Linked DNA regions of Homo sapiens: region 1 is linked to region 2. The links are chromatin loops, found by intact Hi-C in ENCODE. Cell type or tissue: K562. All regions are shown on one strand.

Evidence for each region. Hi-C counts contacts between places; a loop is a spot of excess contacts. Peaks named below come from ENCODE experiments on the same cell type or tissue, not always from the same donor. Only the 100,000 strongest peaks of a DNase experiment are listed, where the experiment ranks them.
Region 1: a loop joins it to region 2, with 5 times the contacts of the local background. A loop is called at or near these places in 7 of 110 quality-filtered maps.

Annotation. Positions count from the first base shown.
Region 1 is chr1:175,373,867-175,378,866 of GRCh38, reverse strand. The region is part of intron 9 of TNR (tenascin R); the gene reads left to right. Among named protein-coding and RNA genes, the nearest start is that of KIAA0040, 180 kb to the right of the region's middle. RefSeq lists an enhancer at 4,812-4,961. In K562, CTCF peaks have their summits at 2,503 and 4,876 (motif pointing left); DNase peaks (open chromatin) are centred at 2,506 and 4,856; H3K27me3 peaks cover 473 bases.
Region 2 is chr1:176,841,828-176,846,827 of GRCh38, reverse strand. PAPPA2 (pappalysin 2) reads right to left here. Exons shown (of 23, transcript NM_020318.3): 23 at 1,227-4,448. The coding sequence ends at 4,374. Among named protein-coding and RNA genes, the nearest start is that of MIR488, 190 kb to the left of the region's middle. In K562, a CTCF peak has its summit at 2,920; a DNase peak (open chromatin) is centred at 2,897.

The sequences.
Region 1 (5,000 bases), 1.5 Mb after region 2:
TTATGCCATTGCACTGTGCAGATATTCCAGGGAATTCCCACTGCTCTTAGGATAAGCCCAGACCCTTAGTGTGGACACCAGGCCCTGCCTGGTTTCCCCTGCCCTCTCCAGGCTCACCTCCCACCCATGTTCCCTGATGTTTTCTGGGCTCCAGGCCCACAAGTCTGCTTCTTTCCATTTCTCAAATACGTTTTCCCTCCTGCTATATAGGACTGGCAAATGCTGTTCCCTCTGCCTGATGGGAACCTCTTCATCTAGCCAATGCAGGCTTCCCTTTCCACTCCCAGGTTACTCCCCACTTTAGGGAGCTTTAGTGGTCAAATTTGATATTGTTCCTGAGAGAGTTCCATTCATTCTGTCCGGCAGCTTCATCTTGCCAGTTTCCATTCACTTCTTAGCACTCCTCAGGTTATCATTTTACATGTGTGGCATGACTATTTGACTGTCAGTCTCCACCCTACACCTAAATCTCTGTGAACATTGCACCATATTTGGTTTTGCTCATCATTGAATCTCAGGGTTCACCATTTCCTGAATGAATGAATGAATGAATGAATGAATGAAGCTGCAGAAGTTCACTATGACTTGGGCATGGATTGCAAGAATTCACTGATAAAATGAGAGCCGAGTCATGCCTTATGCACCCGATGAAAAGTTTAGGTTTATTCTTGAGGGCAACAGAGAGTCATTGAAAGATTTTAAATAAGGTGATGTAATGACTGGATTGTACAGAGAAGGGCAAGGTCAGAGGCAGGAAGACTGGTTAGGAGGCTGCTGCTGGAGTCAAAGGGAGATGATGATGGCATGGACTAAGGCAGTGTCCTCGGTCACCATGATACCTGGCTGGGAAGTGTTCCCTGTCCCCTGGGAATGTGAGACCCAGGCAACACCACTCCTGGGGCCTCTGGCTCACCCATCCAAGAAAACCTCCCTTCCCAAACTCACCAAAGAGTAGAAGACTGGAAATGGGGGTGTGGTTTTCAGATAAAGGAGATGCTGTGCAGAACAGTCATGGACCAGGAGCTGCCAATGTGCTCACAGACAGAGATTTTGTTTAATTTGTGTCTTGGATTCCTGCAAAAGTATTTGCTGTCTTGATAGACAAGGGATACACAGCAAAGAGTGCATACGGTAAACAAGGGCAGTATAATCAAAGCAGTTTTCCTCCCAAGTTGAAATCCCAGACCACCTTGCCAAACACAGCCAGTTAAAGTAAATATAATAAATGCCTTTTCCAGACAGACGCACTCCTAAAGGCACAGCAAGGAGATGAGAAGATATGCTGACCAAGCAGATTAACGGGGGTGAATTAAGCAGAGAAAGGATAGACCAGCTGGCATAGGGCCTCGCAGAGAGCTAGAAACAGTCACAAAAATTAAGCTAAATCCAAAAAAAAAAAAAAAAAAACCCTGAAATGATACAGGAGGGAACTGATTCTAAGCGCAGCCCATCCCTGCCTAGAGCCGCAGGCTAATTTGGTAATTAGCAGTTATATAAAATCGATGGCTAACTGTTCAGATGGAGGATGCGCCATGACATCATGAGAGAGATAGAAAACCCCACGTCCTAGTTATTATTTCCCTCTACCGGGAAAAAAGAAGATCCGACACTCACTGATCATCTCTCTTATTCCAGGAACTCTCATACAGTTATAGCTTCTTTAATCTTCACAACCACCTCATGAGGTGGGTATGGTTAGCATTCCCATTTTACAGATGAGGAAACTGAGGCTTGTGGAGTTTGAAAACCTGCCCAAGTTCACAAGGCTAGCAAGGGGCACAGCTGTGATTCAAAGCCAGTCCTTTCGAGTCCCAGTCAGAAGATTCCCCTTCCACAGCTGCTTCTGCTAAAGAAGTAAAATGTAAGGGACAGTCCAAATTTAAATGCCACAGACCTAGAAGCGATGGGAAAATTATTATTGAGTAGGGGGCTTAAATAGGTTGATTTTTTGTTACAGTCAGATTTAAAACATTTCAAATATATGTGTATATATATATATATATATAATATTACATTTATATATTACACATAATTATCTCAGGGAGTTCACTGCTGAGGAGATTTATGAGGCAAATAGCTTAACATAATTTAAGAAGGGATTATTGGCACATAAGGAAATCAAGTGTATTTGTACTCGCTGAGATGCTAGTTGCAAGGATTGTTGGTTCTCTTGCTGAGGCATCTGGGGGAAGAGAAGGGAGAGCCATGAAAAAGAGAAAGGGACAAAAGGGAGAAGTTTGACTCTGGCTCTAAAACATTGTGCTTTCTCACTCACTCTCCAACTTGGAGCGTAAAAAGTTAAGTTTTTCAGCCTCCAATGCCTGTGTTCAGACACAGTTTGATCTGAATGCTCTGCTCCATGCAACATGCTAAGAGCCTAGACTTTCAACTCTGTACCCAGGCTTGCCACTTGCTGTGTGATTTGGGACAGTTGATTGAATCTTTCTAAACCTCTGTTTCTTCATCTGTTAAAGGGGACTGATACCACTGACCCCACAGTGCCATCATGAGGCATTCATGAGGCAATACATTTAACGAGTTTAAGGTAGTGCTTCTGACAACAAACTACTCAGTAAGTGGATGACAGTGGTGAAGACGAAAGAGATGAGGAGGTCTGTGAGCTACTGGATGGTTTAGGATGTCCTCCTTTAGTCCATGTGGCCTAGTGGTTTAGAACCTTGCCTCTCACAGCGTGGTGCAGCCACCAGCAGCCTGGGCATTACGCCCAGAGATGTTGGAGGCCTCTTCCCCCGAGAACTACCAACCCAGAGCCTGCATTTTAGGACCCCTGCTTCAAGGAAATCTATGAGTGAGAAGCACTCACTTAGAGCACAGCTGTGGAAGTACCCCACTCAGGGGGGAGACCAGCTTCATGAAAAGTGCATCCTTGAGCAAATTTCTTAAATTTCCTGCACTTTAGTTCTCTCATCTAAAAGACATCCTATCTACCTCATTGGGTTGTAGCGAGAATTAAATGAAATCATACATATATCCCTATTCAAGAACTTAGGATGGAGCCTGGCACACAGTAAGCACTCAATACCCATTCAATTTTTTATTGGTATTAATCCTCACAAAGCTCAGACCTGAAGCCGTGGCAGCCTGGCCTTTGCTGGGCACAAGGTCAGGCCCCCTTTACTCTCACTGTTGACTCAACACTTAAAGCTCTATGGCACCTGTATTTGCCATTCCCTGCAGAAGCCGTTGTCTCTGAGGCCACCATTTTCCTCTTTGTTGTGGAATCCAGGCCCTTCCTGACTCTCCTGGTCTCTGAGACATTCCCAGAGCTGGCTGGCAGCAAGTACCCCCTCTTGACCTCCCTCTTTACAAATGTTGCCCTCTGCCACACAGAGTCCAGGCTGGTGCCCAAAATTCAAACACTCCCCCCCCATTATTCTCTGTAGGCAATGTCCAGAGAATTCCTTCTGGGATATGAATTTGTTTCTGAACAACAGACTCAATGTCTGCAATGACTTTTTCTCTCTGCTCTAGTGGCTTCTGTGTCCTTAATAAGTCTGTTTTAGTCTCAGTCACTTAGCCTGTATGATGTCTGTTTGGCCTGTGCACCATACCTATAGTCCCAAAGGGGTCCTTGAGTGTTACACATCTTACCAGCCAGATTAGAACCTGGCACCATGTAACAGGGTACAATACCATTCTGCTTTCTGGGCAGCAACAAAAAAAAAAAACAACAAATCATTTAGAAAACTCCAAGTGGAAGGAGGGAGGGAAAGAGAGAGAGAAGGGAGGGAGAAGATTTTTAGTTGCTGATTGCAATTTAGCGAAAAAAATCAACTTCCCTGACTGGGACTAACGCAAATTATAAACACTACTCTGGCCTTTGTGTCCAAGGTGACTGCTCTAATCTTTCATCAAAAAGGCATGTGGTTGTGTTTTAGCAGGAGGGGAGGGGGCTTGCCCTAAGCCATCCACTCTCTCTCACCTGGTCTTCCCTCATGAACAGAAGCTTAGGATCCGTAAGGATTCTCATGACCAGGAAACAAGGCAAAAGGAGCCAGGCCCATACGGTCACAGGAGCACCGTGCTCTCACAACCACCCAGGGCCCGTTCATCGCACCCCTTACCCACTCCACAGGGCACCTGCCTTAGGCCTCATGGTGGCATTTGCTAACCTGCTGCCTCTCCCTGCACCAGGACTATCTCTATCTCCAGTTGACAAGCTGAAAAATTGCCAACAGGGCCTAGGAAATCCAGAAGCTTTACAGTTTCTACAGATGTGATACAACATAGGACTGCAAGAAAACAGAGACTTACAGCCAGCCACACATGATGCACTCACACTCACCACATGCACACATGTACACACAAACACACCTACAGACTCTTGCACTTACACTTAAGCACATATGCACACTCACATGCACATACACACATACTCATACACACATGCACACACTCATAGTCATACACACCACACATGCTCATGCCCTCATACGTACACACTACACTTTCACATACCCTCACACGTACACACACTCACACACGCTAGGCTGATGCCTGCAAGTACGTCCTGATCATGCTTTGGGAGTTGCCGCCTTCAAGGTTTCTGGCCCAAATGGGGATCTAGTGGTGAGAAGGTCGGCTCCTCAGGGTACACTGGCAGGCCACGTGCTTGTCTGCAGGGGAAGAAATCTGAGACTCCAGAGGGAGTCCAGCTGGCAAGTCAGCACTGACCACGGCACTCAATGTCCACCTCGCTATGTCTGCACTCCCTGATGGGCCAGTGCACAAACACCAAACCCAGCACCAGACCTTCAACGCCCTGCAGCTCTTCTGAGGAGGAAAGGACCAGGCACAGGGCCTGGGGTCCCGGGCCAGACAGTGCTCAGCCTCCTTTGGGCGAAGTCACAGTGACCCCAAGTGGTCACTTTGGTAAGGCACCCTCTAAACATGGTGTCACCTTCCAGGGGCGGGAAGCTGGGGAGTGGGCTGCAGAGACCCAAGTTGAAGAGGAGGAAAGAAAGGACAAAGGCTTCCAC
Region 2 (5,000 bases):
ACAGACACTCAGTTTCTTCATCTGTAAAATGAAAAGAAACAAAACAAAACTGTCCTTGCTCTGCCTAACCTGTGGGTAGCCATAAATCATATGAAAGCACTTTGTAAACCATAAAGAAAATGCTTTTTTTCTCTCTCAAATGTTTATTTCTAACCACAAACCTGTCTCCCAAGTCCAAGCTCACATTTCCAACTGTCCATTCCACAGTTCTTTCCAAATGGCTCATAGGTGTGCTGAGATATCTGCCCAGCCCTTCCAGTAGCCAGGTGGTGACTGGTGTGGCCAGAAAACTCTGCAAACCGGCCCCAACTGCAGAAGCCTCCTCTAGGGTTCTGAACACTGCTTTAGATGGCATTTCCTATCTGGCCCTCAACCCAAGTTTATTGAAAGAGCAAATGAATACTCTTTCTTTAAAAGCCTGCTCCTGCCAGCTTCCCTCTTCTGTTAGGGCTGATAAGCTTTCAGATTGTGTATTTAATGCAGAGGCATCATCCCTTGACATTTCTTTTCACCTCTCTCCATCCTATTAATCACCATTTTTCTTTTCCTTCTAACATCTTGGTGTCCCACAGAACCAGGTTAACTCCCTTCATATGACCTTGAAGAACTTTCTTTACCAGACTGTGGCTTAGCGTTCTTATTTGTGAAGTGAGAATATGCTATTTGCAGATCTGTTGTAAGAATTAAGTAAGATTCTGTATTTACCAAATGTATGGTACATGCTAGCTTAGTTCTATCTTCCAGCTAAGCTGGATGCCTCACTGATGTTCCATAATGCACAGCCTATCCCATTCCTACTTCCACAGCTTCAACTATGTTGTTTACCTTGCCTGGACTCTCCTCTCCCAACCCCCATTTCTGCCTGTCAGATCATATGCATCCTTCCCAACCATTTTCCAAATGCTGCCTACCTTTGGCATCCAGGAATAAACCCTACTTCCTCTGAACTGTAAGTAATTCTTACACTTTATTTAAAAACTCATGAGATATTTGACATTCCTACCTCACATTCTACTTTCATATATGCCATGTCTTCTTATGAACTTTCATATTCATCTTCCTTACACATCCTATTTACTTAACAAATGGTTTTTAAGTGGCTAAAAGAAATGACCAATCAATCAAATAAATAATGACTGTTGCCTGGACCTGGCACAAGACAATGGAAAGTGATTAGAAAGTGATGAAATGATTTAAACAAAGAGTCAAACACCAAAGACACTTCATATTTTGTGTGCTGATTTTTTAATGAACAACTTATAATCTTACAAAATAACTGGCTGTAGCTGTTTTACATTACAATACAGTAGATCAGCTCCTTTCACTACATTCCCAATCAAGCCATCCCCTTGGGTGTTAACTAATGCACTCAATAGTGATCACAAAGAATACAGGAAGTGCCAAGTTCAATGCCTTGTAATAGAAAAAAGAGAAGATGAGAATCAGGAAGAGCTCTTTACTTTCACAATCCCTTTACTTTAATTTCTGTCAGTATCTGCCCATTCTCCTCACCCTGTCCCCTTACCTGCCTTTCTGATTGGAGGCTGTCATGCTAGTTGTTAGAGCCAGCTAGCCCTGGGCCACCTGGGCACAATCAAACACACAGAAGAGTCTCTGAGAAAGGCTCTCAATGACCACATGGGTGGATAAGAGTAGCAGAATGTGGACCACCACATGGATTGAGTGTGAGTTGATGTTGCTGGGATCTGTGACCACAGTGTCTTAGTCCTTCCACTTTATCAGTGACCTGAGTTGCTCAAAACATCAGGTCCCAGGAACAAAGACTGGAAGAACCTGCTGTCTCTGAATAGCTATAGCTGACTATGGCTGGGAAGCCTTATAGCCTAAGAGGCTCTTCACACACAACAGGAACTTTCCTTTTGCTTTCCCAGAGCAGTGGTGAATTGCAGATAATAAAATATTTTAAAATGAAATTTAAAACAGAAATGTTCTTACTGTTGCTCTTGTGGAGAGACTGCATGAAGACACACACTGGCATGAACCACAGGCTCCATGTTCCTGAGCTGAGTAATGCCCAGGATAACAATTCCTCTGCCTCAATCTCAGACAAAGTAGGATTCTCCAAGGCAGAACTTAGAATGTGTCTAGCAATTTGGACATTTTCCCCAATAAAACAAGTTTATAAAATTTTGAAAATAGAGTGTCTAAACTTTTCCATTGTCCTTTGCATATTGAAGCCTATCAGAATCCCAAGAATAAATATGTTTGTCTTCTTGGGGGCACTAAGCATGACCCAAGACAATGAATGGTATCTGAACTACATTTTCTTTACACTAGAGATTAGTAGACAAAAGGTTTTTTTTGAATGGGTGAACTCTGCTCTTTCCTTTTCCCAATAACTTTGCAACCCTCATTCCACAAACCCACAGATTAATGTGGGTACATCACCTTATTCGTGTTTTATTCTCTTTCAGGATATTGTTCTTCCCTACGTGATAGTGTGGATAATATTTCTATCATTGTGGTAGTATTTCCTATTCCTATTTGCACAGCCATTGCTCTAGTGTTGATGGGAAGAGTAGAAAAACTGTGGTCAAAGCAAAAGAGCAGAAGATGAGAAGAGACCACAGCTGAGCTCTAAATTTTGTCTGTTCTTGGTTTCCATTGGAGAAGAAACTTTAAAGGAGACAAGCCTCACTCACAGCCTTCCTAAAATGAGTAAAACTAGAATGTTAAACAGAAACTGGCTCCTTACTCACTTTCCCTAGGGTCTAATCCAGAAACCGTTACAAGAAAATGTAACTGCAGTAGATCACATCCCAGTGAGCCTGGGATGTAAATAGAGAGAGGCTTAATATGGTCATTTCATGTGCATTCCATCTATTGGATAAGAAAGGGTAAAAACAACAAAATGGACATTAAATAGTTGAAATTCTTCTGTCTCCCCACAGAGTGTCACCCTTGCTCCATGCATTTCCATGGCTTGCTCAAGTCAAAATCTCTGGCTCACAGATTTTGTACATGATACTTGAAGAGAATTTATCTCAGATTCTTCATTGCTCAAGGGACCCACTTTGGTCTTCTTTGGAGACTTGGAACAAGGACCGAGTCTCCCTGATCACTTCCATTCTCATGCCCGGGCCTGGATTTAACCCTGACAGCTCTTGCCTGTTCTTTCATCTCCTCCCACCTTTCCCCTATATCATTTCCATAAAATTTTTCCTCCAGAAAAATCAACACTTGGTCATGTGACTGGCCAGACTTGGAGACTTCTAACAAGAAGTAGGACTACAGGCCAAGTATGAGGAGTGTGTGAGTTCCTGTAATCCTGGTGATCAGAGAATGGGCCATAGTACAAACTTGTTGACTGGCTGACAGCCACACTTGGAACAGGCATGTGTGGAAGTGCAGAAAATCCTAGGTCTCACCGACTCCAGTTGGGAGTTCTGAGAAGTTGACAAAAGTTAGTATATTCTTTGTGGACAGATATTCAAGAACCATAGTCTAGTTCTCCTGGACCCATCACCAATGGTATTCACACTCAACTTCCTATGCCTCTTAGTACCACCATTCCAACTCCCCATCTCCTTGGTCATAAAATGGGCCCAGCTCCCAGGTCATAAAAAAAAAGATGATTAGCTTTACATGCTAGCATCCAGAATTCCATCTAATTACTCTCTCTCCTTCTGTACTTCCCATTCAACCTGCCAATCCGCATCCATAGAAAGATGGGAAAATAAGTTGCCTTTCTGTCCTCAAAGTCTCAACATTCATCTTGAATGTGAACTTCACAGCAGCATGTGTGGAACAATGAATAATTTTTAGCTTAGTAAACAGCAAAAAATATAATATATATAATATATTTATATAATTATGTTTAAATACTTATAAAGAATTAATAACTAACTTCATTATTTAAGGGAAACTACACAAAAAGAAAAAGAGCCAGTTGAGAGCAGACAAGCTCTGAAAGATGGCAATCCATTCAAAATGGGTATTAACAGTATCCCTGCCAACTTCTCCTCTAGTATTTTGGTATTGGTTTACAAGTTGGGTGGGACTGAGTAGTTGGCAGGGGGTGGAGCGGAGAGCAGGGCAAGAGTTGAGGATAGGATTTAATAGAATATAAGTGAGGGAGGAGGGTCCTTATATATCTATCATATTTCCCCTTCCATGTTAATCAACTGCCACTTTAAAGAAACTTTTGCCTATGATTCTCTCCTACTTGGGCTACTTGATGAACTAGTTCACACCTATCAATATCCTCTTGCATTTCTTATAAGATCCTTCATGCTCTTCCTCCTTCTTCCATTTCATGATTGTTCTTCTTCATTCACCCTTTGTTTCCTCCTGGGTCGGCCTCTCTTTCTTACTGCCTCTGAGGCAGTGGAGGGAGGGGCTTGTTCCCACAGTTACTGATTTTCTTCTGCCTTGGGGTCCCGGCAGGTGCACTCATCCAGGTCACAGTCAGCAGCAAATGGAATGACCTAGGGGAATGAAAGGGAAGTAGAAATAGCTCATTTCTGTGATAGCTTCACACTTTTAAACGAGCTTTCACTTTCCTCACTTGGTCCCAGAGGAACTGTAGAATTATGTGCCAATATCACAAACTGGAAATTAACACGCAGTTTTCCCACTCACACATCATGTCACCATGTAGCCTTAGGCAAGGTAATTGTTCCTTGCTTCACTTTCCTCATATATAAACTAGGGAGGACAACAGAAACTACCCCAGAGGGTGTTTGTGTGATTTAAATAATGAGTATAAAGTTCTTATATATTGCCAAGCATCTATAACTACTATTCTATCAGTTCTAATATTACCACTCATATCTAAAAATACTGCTCTTACTGTTACTGTCACTTTCCCTGTAAAGTAGGAAAGATGAATGGTAGCATTAGCATTTTCTCTTTACAGGGAAGGGCAAGAGATGTGGGGTGACTTAATTCAAGGTAATGAGACTACTATATGGGAAGCCGAGACTAGCTACAGACTAGCACTCTGACTCCAACTCCTCAGTGCTCTTGGAACAATAGGA